2 separate regions of the Homo sapiens genome follow, and region 2 is linked to region 1. A link is an interaction called in ENCODE POLR2A ChIA-PET data of the cell type or tissue named here. Cell type or tissue: HepG2. All regions are shown on one strand. Each heading gives the region's core, and the rest is flanking DNA. Links, peaks and the distances in the headings are about the cores only.

Region 1 (9,076 bases), core at 664-8,663:
CTATCTAGCGCAGAACTTCTCATTCAAATTTTGCAGTAATTCAGACCAGGGCTGAGATCAAGGTATTGTGCATTGATCTGGGAAAATCAGCTTTGTTAAGCAAATGAGTAGGCTCATTTTTAAACTATGAAAGAACTCATTTGCATAGAACAGTGAATGACTTTTTTAATGTATTTATTAAAATAGGCCTCACTTTGACACTTTGTTAGCATTAGATTATGTTACTAAATGTGACTGAAAAAAATGAAACGAGACTGCACTTATTTAAAACAGTCTGGATTTCAGATTTACAGCTAATTCCGATTGATTTCCTTGCACCCTGTCCCCCACCAAAAATAAAAACTGGGCATACCAAATTAAGGAGCTTCGATGCTTAAAGTAACATCATAACACTGTTATCAGTTAACTAAACACTGCTCTTCTGCAGTCCATTAGAAGAACCTAGTAACAAGAAAACAGGTTGATATTAAAACTTTTACTTTAAAAAGTAATAACAGTAAATGGACCCCATTCCCAAGGCTGCCATCACATAGCCCAGGCTCCTGACCCTCTCTCTCTGCCTCCATTTCTAACCTAGAACAGTCTTCCAAGATGGCTAGCAGGATAATGCTAAAGCCCTGTCTGAAGTCCAGAAATTAAACACAATAGAGTCCATGATGAGCAAGACACTGATCACTGAGGTTGCGTCTCAGCATCAGACAGACTAGCTTGGGCATTTATCAGCTAAGACACCTCAGGTGAGCGGTTTAATTTCTCCAAGCCTCGGTTTCCTCAACTTTAAAATGGGAATAAAGAAAACATCTACATCATCAGTTGTTACAGGGATTGCATAAGGTTCTGTGTGTAAAACACCTAGCACAGTGCCTGGCACATTACATGCACACAGTAAACACTTTGATTGTCACACTCAGAAACAAGAGCTAATTTAAAGAAAAGAGGGAAAAAAACAAAGGTGAGAAGTGGGTTACCTTTCAATTAACTAAAATGTTACATTGCCCAGACTCCCATTCCCTGAGGGATCCCATTAAATTCACATTTATGGTATTGATTTTTTTCCAGGACAACAACCATTTTACACATTAAACATCTCTACCTCCTGCTATTTTATAGGTGGCTACTATAATAAGATCTCCACTCACATCAATTCAGAAGTCTATCTTTTTCCTCTGTCAAAAGCAGGAAATAAAGCTGGATAAGAGACCTAGGTCACTATGGGGGATGGAAATGTATCTAAGAATCCCCAAAGAATAGGTCAGGAGGGGGATCTGAAGTGGAATAAGAGGCTTAAGAGGAAGAAATTCAAATTGCTATGGCAGGTTTGTTTGGCTCTTGATCCAGAGAAGCCACATCTGCAAATGTTACACACACTGTCACGTGTTAGTTACTTCCCTTTTTCAAAAGGCACAAAGTCCTAGGTCACAAACCACCCCACCCCTCCCCCTAACCCAACAAGGTGAGAGAACAGGAGAGTTCAAGAACACTCAAACAAATAATACTTCCCCAACCCCTGACATAGCCTCCCTTTTTCCATGCTTGCTACTCTATAATTTATCCTCCCCACAACAGCCAGTGTGATCCCTTTTAATTCAGATCACACCACTCCTCTGCTTAAACCCATCCAATGTCTTTTTGTCTCACTCAAATTAAAAGTCCTAATCCTTACAATGGCCTACAAGGCCCTAAGCAACTTGCTAATCTGGTGTCACTAACCCCATGAACTCTCTAACCTCATCTTCTACCTCTCTTCCCCTCACTCACTTCCCTCCAGCCACACTAGACTTCTTTTCCTAGAACACACCAAACGCACTCCTGAATCAAGATCTTTGTTCTGGCTGTGACCTCTGCCAAGAATCTCTTTCTCCAGATTTTTGCATGGCTGACACCAGAAACCTTTTACAGGTTTTCCTCATTGTCCCTTTCTCTGTGAAACTTTCTTTGACCACCCTAATTCAAATTCGATCACACATCACTTCTGGCATTCTCAATCTCCCTTCCTTACTTTCTTTTTCTTCATTGTACTTATCGTCATTTAACATAACACATATCTTATTACCTTATTGTCTGTCTTTCCCATTAAAACATCGTACTCCATGATGGTAGGGATATTTGTCTCTTTTGTTCATGGATGTATTCCCAGGGCGTATAACAATGCCTGGTACATGATAAGCACTCACTATTTGTGGAATAAGTGAATTCACCTAGTTTAAAGTAACGGCCTTACCCTTACGGCATAATGTTTAGAAAAAAAAAATGTGTGTGTGTGTCTTTTTTTAAATAAAGAAGTGGCCTTCAACCCTGACTATACATTAGAATCATCTGGGCAGAGGGCTTTTTAAATCTATTCATACCAGATAATTCAGAATCTCCAAGAGTAGGACCCAGGAATCTTTCTTCGAAGCTATATAGGTAATCCTAAGGTATAGCCAGCGTTAACTCCTGGTTTAAAAAGTCAAATAGCTCTTCTTAATAACAGCCATCTCTGGGATTACCCTTCTTAGCTCAATAATTATTTGTTAAATGAAAGAATCTAGGTGAAATTAGGTTCCAACCATCATCAAGGGGAAAAAACCAAAAGGGACAGCTAGCGGTGTTGTGAGGCAGTATTCAGTGTGCTATGATTAAGAGGTAAGACAGAGAGGCAGTGTCTACAAATAGCAGTGCTTTCCTGGGGCCGACTTAGGTCCAGGAGCTGGCTTTCCATTTTAGAGGTGAAAAACCGTATTTTGCCAGCCCACACAGGTGCGAGGTGGGATCTTCTTGACGACTCCCATTCACCAAACTTACAAGAGATTGATAACACTGCATAATTATGCAACTGCATGACTAACTCATTGGTGCTCTAGCCCTGACACAGAGAAGAACCGTACAGAGACAGTACACTGGATGCAAAGGTTTTAATTTAGGGAGAGGGAGGTGGGAAGTTAGGAGAAGATCATCTGAAAAGGGCACTGCTCAGGTAGGCACTTCTCAGGTGTGCCATCCATGTGGTAAACATCTTTAGCCACTGTATGGAGCCTCTGCTTTGCCTATGTTTTTAACAGGGTTTTAAACAAGTGTTTAGACGTGCCAAACACCTGCTGGTGAAAGGAAAATGCGGGGGCGGCGGGGGGTGGTGTGCTTCAAGTGGAGAAAGATAAATTTGCATTTCCTACTCAAAAGGAGAAACAAAAATAATGCATAATGGGAGAAGAAATTTAATAACTACCATTTCTAATTGGGAACATGTTATCTCATTTAATCCTCCCCACAGCACTGTGAGGGAGGTACTATGGTTATTCCATTCTATAAGGAAGAATCTAAAGCTCAGAGAGGTTAAATAGCTTGCCAAAGATCACAGAGTTGATAAGTAGTAGAAGCAGGGTTGGAACTCTCCAAGTCCCATGCTTTAACTTAGTTGTCCTCAAACTTTCCAGTACATTAGAGTCACCTGGGGGCTTATTTGAATTGCTGACTGCTGGGACCTACTCTCACCGTCCTCCCGCAGCCCCCCGCCCCACCAAATTCTGATTTTGAGGGTGTGAGGAGGGCCCAATAATCTAATGTTACAAGCCCCACGCCTCCCCTGCCCTGGTACTTATGGTGCAAGTGGTTCTTTGTGGGGATTCACAGCTCTTCTCTTTATGTGATGCCGGTGGACAAGAAAGCTGCCTCCTCCCTCTTCACAGCACATCCAAACTCGACTTTAAAAGAAGCTTAAACCATGATTCTCTTGTGTTCTTTGATCATCTTCCACTTCCTGGAATTGCTTGATGAGTTCAAAGGCCCTTCACAGTGAGCTCAGATCAGGACAAAGTGCACACATGTCTCTTAGTGAAGCATCTATCCCAGCTGGCTCACATCCCAAGAGAAGCGAATGAGCTCTTCCCCTACACGAGGCCCCAAAATTAGAGAGCGGTGATGAGCAGCTCTGTTGCAGATCATACCCCTGGATACCTTCAAGAAAAAAAGCATCTGTTTGGCCTTGAATTAAGTTATTTGGTCTCTGATTGTTGCTCTGCACCTCTCCCTGCACAAAACCCCGGAGAAAGGGAAGCAAACATTGGCTCCCAGAGAACTGTGAGTAGTAAACGCAAAAGCCTTCCCAGCTGCAAGCTGGGCCCCACTGCAGCTGTGAGGGGTGGAGGGTAGGGGGGTATCATTTTCTTAGCCTCAGTGAAATCACCTGCATTTGAATTTAATTCTACTTTGGCCCTTCCTCAACTCCCTGTTCTAACCCTAAGCTTCTCAGAAAGCCAGCACACACACCCCCTCACCTTGCCTTCAGCTTCTCCCTCACCCCATTCCCTCTGGCCAGGTTTCTGGAGATAACTGAGTAAGATCCTCCATAGCTTGGTGGCTGTTAGGGTCTTGGTCAAGCATTTCATTAAAGAAATGGCTTAATCAAGGAAGCCCACCATTCCACTCCTTCAGAAAAGACGAAACCATTCAATTCATGTAGCAGAAATAGCATCGAGGATTCAAAACTTCACTCTGTCACTCTGTGTAAAAGTTACCTTAATCTTTCTGAGACATGTGTATAAAATAGTAATAACACCTATTATGTTCAAGTGTGATAAGATTATATTTTTAAAGTGAATATTAAAGTGGCATATAGGGATTCTAATAATAATAGCAACAATAAATAGCTAACATTTCTTGAATATTTATTTCATGCCAAGCACTGTTCTAATCACTACATTTGAATTCATTTGTAAATTACAACCATCTGAAATAAGTACTTGTATTATGCCCATTTTACAGACAAGGAAACAGGTTCAGAGGGGTGGAACAAAGTGCCCGTGGTCACAAAACGAGTTCAAATCAAAGCTGAAATTCAAACCTAGTTCTGTGACTCCAACACCTGCTGCTGATGCTATGGTCATTGCCTTTGTTGTTTACTAAGAGCCTGCTGTGTGAAAGTTATGAGTGCCACAGACAGTAATAACACATGGGCTTATCCACAATAAGTTTGCAGTCTAGACCAGATATGGAGATAAGGCCTCTGCATTAAAGAGAGGCTAATACAAGTGCCCACTGAGTAGCTCAGAAGTTCAGGGAGGAGGCAGGAAGTCCATGGAGAGGTTAGAAATTACATACCCTTGGCTCATTTAATACCTTCTGTCTTCAATAGACTTACCTTCAGTTCCTGGGCCCTTCAATGGACCATGGACTTTAGAGTTATATTGCATGGGTTCTGGTCCCAGCTATAGGTGGGTTAAGTCATCTAGCCCCTGTGAGCTTTATTTTCCTTATCTGTCAAGTGAGGACAATAATAATACTTCCCCCTCCAGTGTTCCCGTGAAGACTACTTGAGCAAACACGTGTAAATGATACAGCACATGTTCAGCACTCAATAACATGGGAGAATTTATGATTATCTTTTTTTTTACTGCTCCTGTGGAAAGTGGGACCCCCATCATATTTTCTGTGTGCGCTCAGATTCAGATTTAGAAGGTAGTAATTCCCACCCCCACTGGCCAAATGGAAGGAAGGAAAAAGGAGAAGAGGGAGGGTGGGTTCTTGGGTGTGCACGGGCAACTCAGCAGGGGCTTGGGATGATAGAGCAGGTGGGAGGGTGGACCGGAGCCCAAGCATGGTTGGGGGATTGATGGATGTATGGGCAGTTTGAAAAAAAGGGAGACAGGCATGAGCAGGGTGGAAGAGAAACTAGTATATATGAAGCCCTTTTTTGTGTCAAGCACTGGGCTGGGTGCTTTCACCCATTCAACAAGTATTTTATTATTTATGCCTAAAATGTGCCAGGCCCTGAATTTGGCACTGATGATCCAGTCATAAGCAGGACAGAGAGATATGAAAGATATCCCTGCATTGCATTCCATTTCATGGAAGACAGACAATGAGAGAGATAAATGAGTGAAATGTTGAGTATATTCAATAGTGGTAAGTGCTGTGAAGTAAAATAAAGCAATAAAGTAGTATTTTCAGAGAATGCTGGAGGTGTGACCTCTATTTTAAGTAGGATGGTCAGGGAATGTGTCACTGAAAAAGTGACATTTGAGCACATAACTCACTTAATAGCTACTATATCAAGTAGATACTGTCATCCCCATTTTCTGCATGAAGTAATTAAGTGGGGTAAGTGGGGTAGGATATTGGGAGACACTCCTCCCTGGATCTCTTATGCTCCTATACTTCTTGTTGGGCATGCCAAGAATGCAAGGCCCTGGCAACTCTTTTCCAGGGACATTTCTCAGGGTTATATTAATAGTGGCAGTGAGAAATTTTCAGGGGTGAGGTAACATGGCCTCTGGGACAAAGAGTGGGAATCCTTACCGCTTGCTACAAAACTCTGGGCTCCCCAAGCTTAGTGTCATTGTCCCACAGCTGTGATGTAAACCGACTGCATATAAAGCATGAATTTGGGTCCCTCTGTGTCATCCCTATGGGACTTGGGGACAAGGGCAAGTGACACAAACTTGCTGATGCTCATGTTGTTTAATGTGTTGTGAGTAATACAGTCTGTCTCTGATCCAGAAGTCTTGTATTTTCTTCCAGCAATCATAAAACAGTAACAAGCTAAATTATTTGATTGTAAGTGGGGTAAAATCAAATCCAAAACCTGACAGAAATACAAGCTACTGAGAATCTGTGATGTGCCACACACCCACTTTTACACATTGCACATATATAGCGAACAAAATAGACAAAAGTCCTCTTTTATAGAGTGCACACTCTATGGGAGTGAACAGACAAGGGTACAAATAAATAAGACGATTAGAGATTGTGATCAGCACTGTGAAGGAAATAAGCAGGGGTAAACGACCGTCAATATCCTCATCTGTAAAATGGGGCCAATATTAATACCTACCTCTCAGGATTGTTGTGAGTGCCCAGCTCATGGAAAGTCTTCAACAAATATGGGCTTTTGTTATTATTTCTTTTTTCCTTCTCCCATGGAAATGAGGAAAGAAAATAGCTTCCTGCTCTACTTTGTAAGGGCTAAGGGTGGGGAGAGAGCTGCAGGAGAAAAGAGGCTATTGCCATCTGAGGAATTTTTTGCTGATCAATATCTAGGAACCAAGAATTTGAAATATTACAAACAAAAAAGAATTGGAATTATAATTATAGCCCTTGGAATTACAGCCCAACTCAATGATTTGGTGCACTCCTTTCACACAAAGGTATGCACTGAAACCACAGCCTCTGCTGAATGATTCTGGCCCCAGGAGCTCCCCTTCTCCTCTTCCCTTCTCCCAGTTGCTGCCCAGGGTCTATCTTGTCCAGGGCCAGCCAGGCAGGGCTGGGCTGTTGAGTTCTGTCAGTGCAGGATGTACAGAACCCTTGCAGACCCCTCTTCCTTCCCCTCCCACTTCTACCACCGAAACGCAGCTGCTTCCTCTCTGCCCCAGTGCTGATCCTGACAGCAGTGTCTCCAGCTAACTTCCCCCTCTTCAACCTCTCCCCAGCACCTGTGTCAACATGAAGCTCACTGACAGACCCCATTCCAGTCTAGATGCAGCAGACAGTAACAAATGGTGGTTGCCGTCATGTGAAGGGCTGGAGTCCTATTTTTCTTTCTGAGCCATCATACGAGAAACTATTTCAAGGACCCATTTTGTACCTTGAACACATCCCTCTCCTTCAATAACTCAGCCAGACATCGCCCTAATAGCTCTGTCTCCCTAAAGAACAAATAGCTAGCCTCCCATTTTTCTAACCCATTTGCTGCTGCAGTCCGTGTATGTTCAAGTGATGGTTGTTGATCAAGGGGCTAATTCACAATAATGATGGGACCTCATGTCTTTGTTGCAGGGTTTTCTCCCATGTATCATATTTTAAAAGCCTTTCTGAGAATTTTGGATTTTGTTTTTGGGTTTTTTAATTCTTTAATATATTTTTTTAAATTTTTATTTCAATAGCTTTTGGGCTGCAAGTGGCTTTTGGTTACATAGATGAATTATGTAGTGGTGAATTCTGAGATTTTAGTCCACCCATCACCCGAGTAGTGTACATTGTACCTAATGTGTAGTTTTTTATCCCTGCCCCCCCTCCCAGCCTCCCCCTTCAGAGTCTCTAAAGTCCATTATATCACTCTGTATGCTTTTGTGTACTCATAGCTTAGCTCCCACTTATAAATGAGAACATGTAGTTTTTGGTTTTCCACTCCTATGTTACTTCACTCAGAATAATGGCCTCCAGCTTCATCCAAGTTGCTGCAAAAGATTGTTTCATTCCTTTTAATGGCTGAGTAACATTTCATGGTGTATATATGTATATACCACATTTTTTTTATCCACTCATTGGTCGATGGACACTTAAGTTGGTTCCACATCTTTGCAATCGTGAACTATGCTGGTATAAACCTATGTGTACAAGTGTCTTTTTCATGTAGTGACTTATTTTCCTTTGGGTAGATATCCAGTAGTAAGATTGCTGGATCGAATGGTAGATCTACTTTTAGCTCTTTAAGGAATCTCCATACCGTTTTCCATAGAGGTTGTACTAATTTATATTCCCACCAGCAGTGTAGAAGCATTCCTTTTTCCCCACATCCATGCCAACATCTATTGGTTTTTGACTTTTTAATAATTGCCATTCTTGCAGGAGTACAGTGGTATCTCATTGTGGTTTTAATTTACATTTCCCTGATGATCAGTGATTTTGAGCCATTTTTGTTTGTTTGGTTTTGGTTTTTGTTTTGTTGTGGGCTTTTTTTTTTTTTTTTTTTTTGAGACAGAGTCTCGTTCTATCACCCAGGTTGGAGTGCAGTGGCTCCATCTCATCTCACAGCAACCTCTGCATCCTGGGTTCCAGCAATTCTCGTGCCTCAGCCTCCTGAGTAGCTGAGACTACAGGCATGCCCGGCTAATTTTTGTATTTTTAGGACAGATGGGGTTTTGCCATGCTGGCCAGGCTGGTCTTGAACTTCTGGCCTCAAGTAATCCACCCGCCTCGGCCTCCCAAAGTGCTAGGATTACAGGTGTAAGCCACCACGCCTGGCCTATTTGTATATCTTCTTTTGAGAAATGCCTACTCATGTCACTTGCCCACCTTTTAATGAGATTTTTTTTCTTGCTGATTTGTTTGAGTTTCTTGTAGGTTCCAGATACTAGTCCTTTTTCAGATATGTAGTTTG
Region 2 (9,076 bases), core at 305-8,304, 270 kb after region 1:
CACTGTGGCCCTCACAGTGGTAAACATCAATAGACATTTTGTGCAAGTTACATGTACATCACCAAATTTAGTACCTGCTTTTTTTTAGAGATGGAGTCTTGCTCTGTTGCCCAGGCTGGAGTGCAGTGGTGCAATCATAGCTTACTGCAGCCTCAAACTCCTGAGTGCAAGCGAAACTCCAGCTTCAACTTCCCAAAGTGCTGGGATTACAGGCATGAGCCACCATGCCCGCCAGTACCTAAATTTTCAGTAAACATGTACTTTCATTTATTTGAGCTCATTACTGCTAAGAAGGTTTATAACAAAATAAAAAAGCATTATCAATCAATACATAGTTGTATATTTACACCATGCGTAAATTATACAACCACTGTTGTGAGAATTTTCAGACTGCTCTCTATATCTTCTGTGGCTGGTATGCTCAGCCTCTATTTCCTATGTCTATACAGGTACACCTTACCTATAATTGCCCACATTTCCCATTGACCCTGCTAACTGGCGACCTGATGGCTTCTTTTCTTTTCTTTTCTTTTTTTAACTTTAAGTTCTGGGATACATGTGCTGAACGTGCAGGTTTGTTACATAGGTATACATGTGCCATGGTGGTTTGTTGCACTTATCAACCCATCATCTAGGTTTTAAGTCCCGCATGCATTAGGTATTTGTCCTAATGCTCTCCCTCCCCTTTCCCCCCAACCCCTCAACAGGCCCCGGTGTGTGATGTTCCCCTCCCTGTGTCCATGTGTTCTCATTGTTCAACTCATACTTATGAGTGAGAACATGCGGTGCTTGGTTTTCTGTTCCTGTGTTAGTTTGCTGAGGATGATGGCTTCCAGCTTCATCCATGTCCCTGCAAAGGACATGATGTTATTCTTGTTTATGGCTGCATAGTATTCCATGGTGTATATGTGCCACATTTTCTTTATCCAGTCTATCATTGATGGGCATTTGGGTTGGTTCCAAGTCTGACCTGATGGCTTCTGAAACACACATGGAACTCACAGGCCAAAGAACCACTGGCCAGTACTCCAAGTGGCAGGCAGCTGAACAGTGTCAGATACTTCCTCCACCACTACATGAGATCTGAGGTTGTTATCAGTCCCTAACTGCTGATGTCTGGGCATATTTCCTTTTATCAATGAGTTCCTCCGCCTGCTTTCCTTGATGGGGAGGTTAGTTATGTTATTTCTGGAAAGGGTAAGGAAAAGAGAGATTATCAGTGGTTGTTTTTCAGATTTAATCAGGTGAGAGCCAAAATGAGAACTCTGTAGAAACTGGAAGTTCAAAGTGGAGATCTACTAAACTCAAACCAAATTATTTTAGTGGAACTATTGAGAGTAATATTTAGTTCAAAAATGAAAAACATGTGAGACAAATGCTAAATTGGATGAGATGTGGGACAATGGATATAAACTGAGACTGTCCCAGGCAAAATGAGAATGTAGAGTCATCCTGGTTATACTACTTCTCACTAGATTATCATTTCTTTTTGTTTGTTTGTTTGTTTGAGAAAAGGTCGTACTCTGTCACTCTGGCTTGAATGCAGTGGTGCAACCACGGCTCACTGCAGCCTCAACTTCCCAGGCTCAAGCCATCCTCTAACCTCAGCCTCCCCAGTAGCCGGGACTATAGATAGGCACATGCTACCATGCCTGGCTAGTTTTTATTTTATTTTTTGTAGAGATGGGGTCTCATTGTATGGTCTCGAAATCCTGGGCCCAAGTGATCCTCCCACCTCGGCTTCCCAAAGTACTGAGATTACAGGTGTGAGCTGCCAGGCCCAGCCTATTATTTCTTAAACTGAGTCCCATTTAATAACTCCACGTGGTCTTAACCAACATCCTAGAATAGTAATATCATGATGATGATGATGTGGATGATGAACTTTTGACCCAGTTGATTACACATCCTCCTTAAAATGTTCTTCCCTCTTTTCGCTTCTGGGGGGGTTTCATCCTTACTCTGATGTTCCTCCTCCTCTACCCAAGTCTAACTGTTAGGAGTGCTTCAAGGCTTGGGTCCCAGGCCTGCCTCCCTTCTCTTCCTGCACTCACTCTTTTCTCTGTGGCAGCTGCTCTTACCGCACATGTACAGTTGTCTGGTACACAGACATTTCATCTCACTTTTCCTACTATCCTGTGTCAAGAGATGGCTGCTAGTCCTCTTCCTTACATGTTGAGATATAGTTGCAATTCACTGTTCGGGACATTCAACGGTTTGCCATGTGTTACTATACTGTTGGTTTGCCCCCGTTGTGGCGGACACAGGGAATATGCCATTCTGATCCCCCTGCAAAAAAGGACTTGCTGCTCAGCTGTGAAGAGTATGCTCAGAATCAGGCCGGGTGCGGTGGCTCATGCCTGTAATCCCAGCACTTTGGGAGGCCGAGGCGGGCGGAACAAAAGGTCAGGAGTTCAAGACCAGCCTGGCCAATATGGTGAACCCGTCTCTACTAAAAATACAAAAACTAGCTGAGTGTGGTAGCATGCGCCTGTAGCCCCAGCTACTCGGGAGGCTGAGGCAGAAGAATCACTTGAACCCAGAAGGTGGAGGTTGCAGTGAGCCAAGATCATGCCACTGCACTCCAGCCTGGGCAACAGAGCAAGACTCCGTCTCGAAAAATGAAAATGAAAAAGAATTAGCTGTCAGCGACTGCAGGGTCTGCCTCCACTTCAGGTCATGAGGTCATGCTCTCTCCAGGGCAGCCTGCGTCCAGTGATAGAGAGAGGGGGATGAAGGCCCAGCCTTATCAGCCCATTGTGGGACACTGATGGCAATAGTCACTCCAGACATTCCTGTGGGGTTGGTCAAGGCTGTGTTGGGCTGGCATCACCGTTGTTGGGATGCATCCTGCCTCCCACCCCTTCCTTTCACAGGTATTGATTTCTAAATACACATCTTTCACTTCAAATTCTACCTCAGCCTATTTTGGCAAAACCCAACCTGTGACACCCCACTTCCTTCCCTTATAGCAACTACCACGGAAGTGCACAAAGTCCAGGGCAACACGTCGGTGCAAGCTTAGATGCCTTCCTGCAGCTCAGTGCCAGCTGAGCCAACTCAGGTCTCCCACACTAGCCTGCACTTGGCAATGACGCTTCTCCCATCCAACCCCGTAGCCACAGGAAAGGCCACATGTGTTGACTTGGGAAATGTGAAGCAGGGAAAACTTCATGATGTAGGCTGCATCTGAGCTGAATGCTTCAAAGTAAGGGAGAGGGAAGGGGGAAGAAAATGAATACCGACTAGCCTTATGTCTCAGGCTCTCTGCTAGGAACTCTACTTGCTTTTGTTCATTAATGCTCTGCTCACAATAATACTATCAGGTAGGTGGTTCGATCACCAATGAGAATAAAAAAAAAATAAGTGCCATTGGTGGTGATTACACCACTGATGATAATGACAAAATAGAAATAAATACCATTGATTACACAGTAGTATGTATCAGGTAGCGTTCTGGGCCTTCACATTCATTATTATCTCATTTAATCATTAAAAGTCCTCCAGGCCTGGGAAACTTTCTATTTTTTTTTTTTTTTTTTTTGAGACGGAGTTTCACTCTTGTTGCCAAGGCTGGAGTGCAATGGTGTGATCTTGGCTCACTGCAACCTCTGCCTCCCAGGTTCAAGTGATTCTCCTGCCTCAGCCTCCTGAGTAGCTGGGATGACAGGCATGCACCACCATGCCTGGCTACTTTGTGTATTATTAGTAGAGACGAGGTTTCACCATGTTGGCCAGGCTGGTCTCGAACTCCTGACCTCAGGTGATCCATCTGCCTCGGCCTCCCAAAGTGCTGAGATTACAGGCATGAGCCACCACACTCAGCTGAAACTTTCAGATTTTAAGGACACTCACCGACCTCCTATTCTCTTACCTTCTAGTAGCAGGGCTGACGGATTTCACTTAGGATCGACTTTTGTGAGAATCATTCTCCCAGTAATTCCACACAAATTTATTATGAGACAGCAGCCCATATTTGAGGCCCACGTAGAGTTGAGGTTCCCCCCAAATTACTCTCCTTCTACTCCTCCCTTGCTGACCCTGATTCACTCAGGAACTCTGTGAGAAAGCCGAGGCTCAGAGAAAGTGAGGAATTCAACTTAGCTCACACAGCTGGTATATGGCAGTTTCCGTTCAGACCGACGTTGGCCTGACCCCTTAGCCAGGGTTCCTGACCCCTGTGCCGGGCTATCTCCTACGGGGCTATGATCACTTGTTTTCTTTCTTTTTTTCTTTTCTTTTTTGAAGAATAGTGGCTTTGTGTTTTCTTCGGTGTCAGGGCAATAGTAAATCAAATATTAACTAAACATCCTCAGGAAAACTTTGCAAGTAAAACCACGTGCCTATATTTACAGAAATTAAAGGCTTTAAAATAAATGGCAGTTAAATTACGAAATTGGGCAATAGATGTGATTTTTTTTCTCTACTCGGTGATGTAGATAAAAGAAACACATTTTGTATTTTTATCAGTTACTTAATCTTAGTTATCATGTATTAATCTTCTGAATGTGCTTCTTTTAAACAACTTTATTGAGGCATCAGTGACATATAATAAACTACATATATTTAAAGTGTACTATTTATTTGTTTTTAGGAAACTTCGCTAGCAGAAATAAAGTGTCCAATTAATTAAATTTTGACAAGTGCACATGTGAAACAATTGTGTTTATGCCAATCAAAGTCATTTATAGCTACAGCGGCACCCACAGACATGCCAACCCAGGACAGGTACTAAGCCTAGTGGCTTTGGTGCAGGTTCATGCTCGCATAAAGGCCACCAGATGAGTAGGTTCGCTGAAGAAAGACTTCAAAGCACCTACTGCCAGCTACTGCCAGCGAAGTCCGAAGCGCCACCTTTAGACATAAAAGGGCAGCACTTCATCGTTCTTTTCGCGCAGAGGCCACAATTAACTGGCAAGGATTGCAAGCTACTCCTGGCGCCAAAGCCAAGAATAGAGCTGTATCCAACTGTAAAAACAAACTGCATTTAAAGCTGAGGCCTCCAGGGGGAGAAAGGTCCTGGAGGAATGCCTAGAAAGCTGCCAAGCCGCCGGAGTCACTAGCTCAAAGTACAATAGTGGCTTTGCTGAACAAGGTCGCCTTGACCGCTGGCAGCGAGTGCGGCCTTTCACAGCTGCAGCCGGCCCCCAAAACGTACCAAACGCAAGAGACACAAAAGGCCAATGTTTCGCCCTGATCGCTGTGTTCCTGGTCCGCAACCCAGACCCACGTGCCTGAAGGCGCGCCAGCCGGGCCCAGTTGCCCCTCCTTCCGCCACCTTCTCAGTGCTCCGCCCAGTAGGGAAACCGAAGGATTGATTAAAACCGACCCTCCTCTTCCCTTTAACAAGACCAAAAGTGGGTGGAGAGGGAAGGGAAGTCTAAACGCGTCTGATTAGTTTCGTTTTTATTAAAATCTTCACGTGATTGCCGTACTCTTGACTCAGCGATTTCTCCAAACGGCCTCCTTGAATTTATTGGTTTGTCATCACCGCCTTCATCTTTTCTTGTACAGTCCTACCTACCAGTTTTGAACATTTAAACGGAATTCCTCCATTCAATACAAAGAACAAATACATTTTAAACCTTTAAAAATGAAGATCAAGATTTGATTTCTAAAAATTCAATTTAGTCAATTCATTTAGCCAAATTCATTTCAAGCCCACAAATGACAAGATATGGGTTTTAAATAACCACTTGACATGAGGCTCCTCCCTCATTTCCCACAGAAGGAACTGCCACACATTTTCTTAAAAGGACCATCAGTTTTTCTCACTCTTCTACCTTGGTTCCCGAGCAGTGGGACCACAGGTATGCACCAACACGTCCAGCTATTTTGTGCATTTTTTTTGTAGAGACGGGGTTTTGCTATGTTTCCCACACTGGTCTTGAACTCCTGGGTTCATGCGATCCTACTGCCTTGGCCTCCCAAAGTGCTGGGATTGCAGGCGTGAGCCACCGCGCCTAGCTACTTAGCAATTTTCATTCCACAACATATTGTAATGAACTGTAGTTACCATGTTGTATAATAGATCTTATAGATTCGTTCTTAAGCAAATGAGTGATTAGATTAAAAACTTGATAAACAGTTGTCCTGGAATTTTTTCTCCCTCAATAGTGACAACTCAATAGTCACCTCAATAGTGACAATTCTGGAAAGTTTTGTGCAAATCAAATTTTAAAAAATCAAACCTGGATTTTGTTTTTAAAGTTTACTTTAATCTTTTTTAAAATTTTATTTTATTTTGTTTCGAGACAGAGTCTCACTCAGTCACCCAGGTTGGAGTGCAGTGGTGCGATCTCGGCTCACTGCAACCTCTGCCTCCTGGGTTCGAGCGATTCTCCTGCCTCAGCCTCCGGAGTAGCTGGGATTACAGGTGCACCACCACACCTGGTTATTTTCAGTAGAGATGGGTTTTCACCATGTTGGCCAGGCTGGTCTCCAACTCCTGACCTCAAATGATCTTCCCCACCTTGGCCTCCAAAGTGCTGGGATTACAGGCATGAGCTACCGGGCCTGGCCATATATTAATCTTTACAATAAAAATAATACACTCCCATTATAGAAAATGTAGACAGACAATTCAAAAGAATAAAAGGAAATTATTTACAATCTTTACACTCAGAAACAATCTGTTAATAATTTGGTGTCTTTCCTTCCAGTATTCTTATTATGGATTTTGTTTGTTTTTCCTTTTTTTAATAGCCCAATATACCAATTTAAGGTATATAATATTATGGATTTTTAAAAATAATTGTAATTATACAATTTTGTTTTCAACTTTCTCCCCCATTACAATATTAGCATTTTCCCATTTTATTAAGAACATAACTTTTAATGACTGTTTACTAGTCCATTGTATGAATTGAACGTTGATCATTTAATCTCAGTTTCTCCATTGTAGGACATATGGGTTCAATTTTTTATTCAATTGAACGAACTATTTAAAATAACTGTCTGGACGCAGTGGCTCACGCCTGTAATCCCAGCACTTTGGGAGGCCGAGGCGGGTGGATCATTTGAGGTCAGGAGTTCAAAATCAGCCTAACCAACATGGTGAAACCCCATCTCTACTAAAAGTACAAAAAAATTAGCCAGGCGTGGTGGCACATGCCTGTAGTCCCAGCTACTCAGGAGGCTGAGGCAGGAGAATCGCTTGAACCTGGGAGGCAGAGGTTGCAGTGAGCTGAGATTGCGCCACTGCACTCCAGCCTGGGTGGCAGATTGAGACTCTGTCTCAGAAAAAACAAAACAAAACAACAACAACAACAACAACAACAACAAAAACATGTAGTAAATTCTTTATATGAAGTGAGGCATCCTTTGAAATGTGAAAAGCTGCTCCCAGATCCAGTCTATTTTTATAAGTTTGAGTTCTCATTTATTGGAATTGGTTTAAGGCAAAAACACACCTGAACTTTTTTTTTCTTTTTTAAGTTTTAGAGTTGTTTGAGGTTTTCCTACACGTTTATGTTGTAAAAATAAAAATCTCAAATTATTGTTCTAAGAATCATTTGTGTTTTTCTGAAGCGTTCCAACATCATATATATTGGTAAGTACCTAGATTTAGTGAAAAGAGTGATTTTACCCCCTTCCTACTTATTCCTCCCCACTGAAGAGAGAAGAGAAACTTGGAAAGAATGGGTGCCAGTAGAATAGCAATTACGGTTGGGGCACCAGGCGTGGGGTGGGGAGGAAAGGGACTGAGTGAGCATCAGGGGAGTTGAGGCAAGTCAAAGGCAGTATACCTGCCTCCAAATGTTTGCAGCCTAGCCAGCCAAAATGAAATCAAATAGGTGTATAATATTTGGAGAGGCAGATTCTAAGTCACAAAATGTCTTATTCTCTTATAGCCCTACTCCAGGATCTGGCCTAGTAATAGGCACCACGAAGACAATAAATTCATTAATTTGACAGCAGTATTTACTGAGTATCTACTATGTACCAGGCACTGTTCTTAGTGCTAAGGGATATATCAGTGAACAGAAAACACACCAATCCCCTCACTTTGTGGCATTAATATTTTAATGGGAGAAGACAGATAGTAAGTGCACGACATTAGTAATTAAATTCTATTTTGTGTTAGAAAGAGATAAGTGCTATGAAAAAATGGACAGGAAAAGGGAGTTTGAAAGTGTGTTGGTGGGGTGACATGGGTGGAAGGGGGGTCTCAGTGTTAAATAGCGTAGTCAGGATAGGCTTCATTGAGAAAGTGACAGTTAAGCAAAGACTTCAAGGAAATGAGAGAGTTACCCATCGGGATACCTGAGAGAAGAAAGTCCCAGGCAGAGCAGCCAGTGTCAAGTCCCCGGAAGTGGGAGTGTACCTGAAGAACAGCCAGAAAGCCAACGTGGATGGAGAGGAGCCAAGCTGATTGATTAAAGGAATAAATGGCTAGACACGTGATCACAAAGCAAAATGTTGGAAGTATGAAAAAAAAATCCTACCTGTACCATACATTAAAGGGATGAGGGCTGGGTGTGGTGGCTCATGCCTGTAATCCCAACAATATTGGAAGGCCGAGGTGGGCAGATCACTTGAAGTCCAGGGCTCGAGACCAGCCTGGCCAACATGGTGAAACCCTATCTCTACTAAAAATATGCAAATTAGCTGGATGTGGTGGCGTGCGCCTGTAAGCCCAGCTACTTAGGAGGCTGAGGCAGGAGAATCGCTTGAAGCCAGGAGGTGGAGGTTGTAGTGAGCCAAGATCGCACCACTGCACTCCAGCCTGGGTGACAGAGTGAAACTCTGTCTCAAAAAATAAATAAATAAATAAAAATAAAAATAAATAAATAAAGGTCTGAGTACTTGAGCAACTGCTGAGTTGGAAGGAAGTTATCGAGTGAAGACAGTTGTAGGTATGCTCCCTGAAACTTGAGTTGTAGAAGGGAGGGGAGGATGCAGAAGGGATATAAAATGGACCCAGGGCCTCAAACTGCCCCAAAATCATTGTCCAGACTTACAGGTTTCTGGAGGCTCTAGGGGAGAATCTGTTTCCTTGCCTTCTCTACTTTATGTAGGCTGCCTAAATTCCTTGTCTCATGGCCCCTTCCTCCAACATCAAAGGGAACAATGG

What was found. Peaks named below come from ENCODE experiments on the same cell type or tissue, not always from the same donor. Only the 100,000 strongest peaks of a DNase experiment are listed, where the experiment ranks them.
Region 2: POLR2A ChIA-PET joins it to region 1 with 13 read pairs; 5 of 35 experiments call an interaction of 5 or more read pairs at or near these places.

The regions. Positions count from the first base shown.
Region 1 is chrX:120,747,619-120,756,694 of GRCh38, reverse strand. No RefSeq gene overlaps it. Among named protein-coding and RNA genes, the nearest start is that of C1GALT1C1, 120 kb to the right of the region's middle. RefSeq lists enhancers at 1,526-1,605, 7,356-7,465. In HepG2, for the core only: no CTCF peak of the experiment used is centred there; DNase peaks (open chromatin) are centred at 1,404 and 3,754; H3K4me3 peaks cover 1,397 bases.
Region 2 is chrX:120,482,117-120,491,192 of GRCh38, reverse strand. No RefSeq gene overlaps it. Among named protein-coding and RNA genes, the nearest start is that of LAMP2, 17 kb to the right of the region's middle. In HepG2, for the core only: a CTCF peak has its summit at 5,001 (motif pointing right); DNase peaks (open chromatin) are centred at 4,202 and 4,992.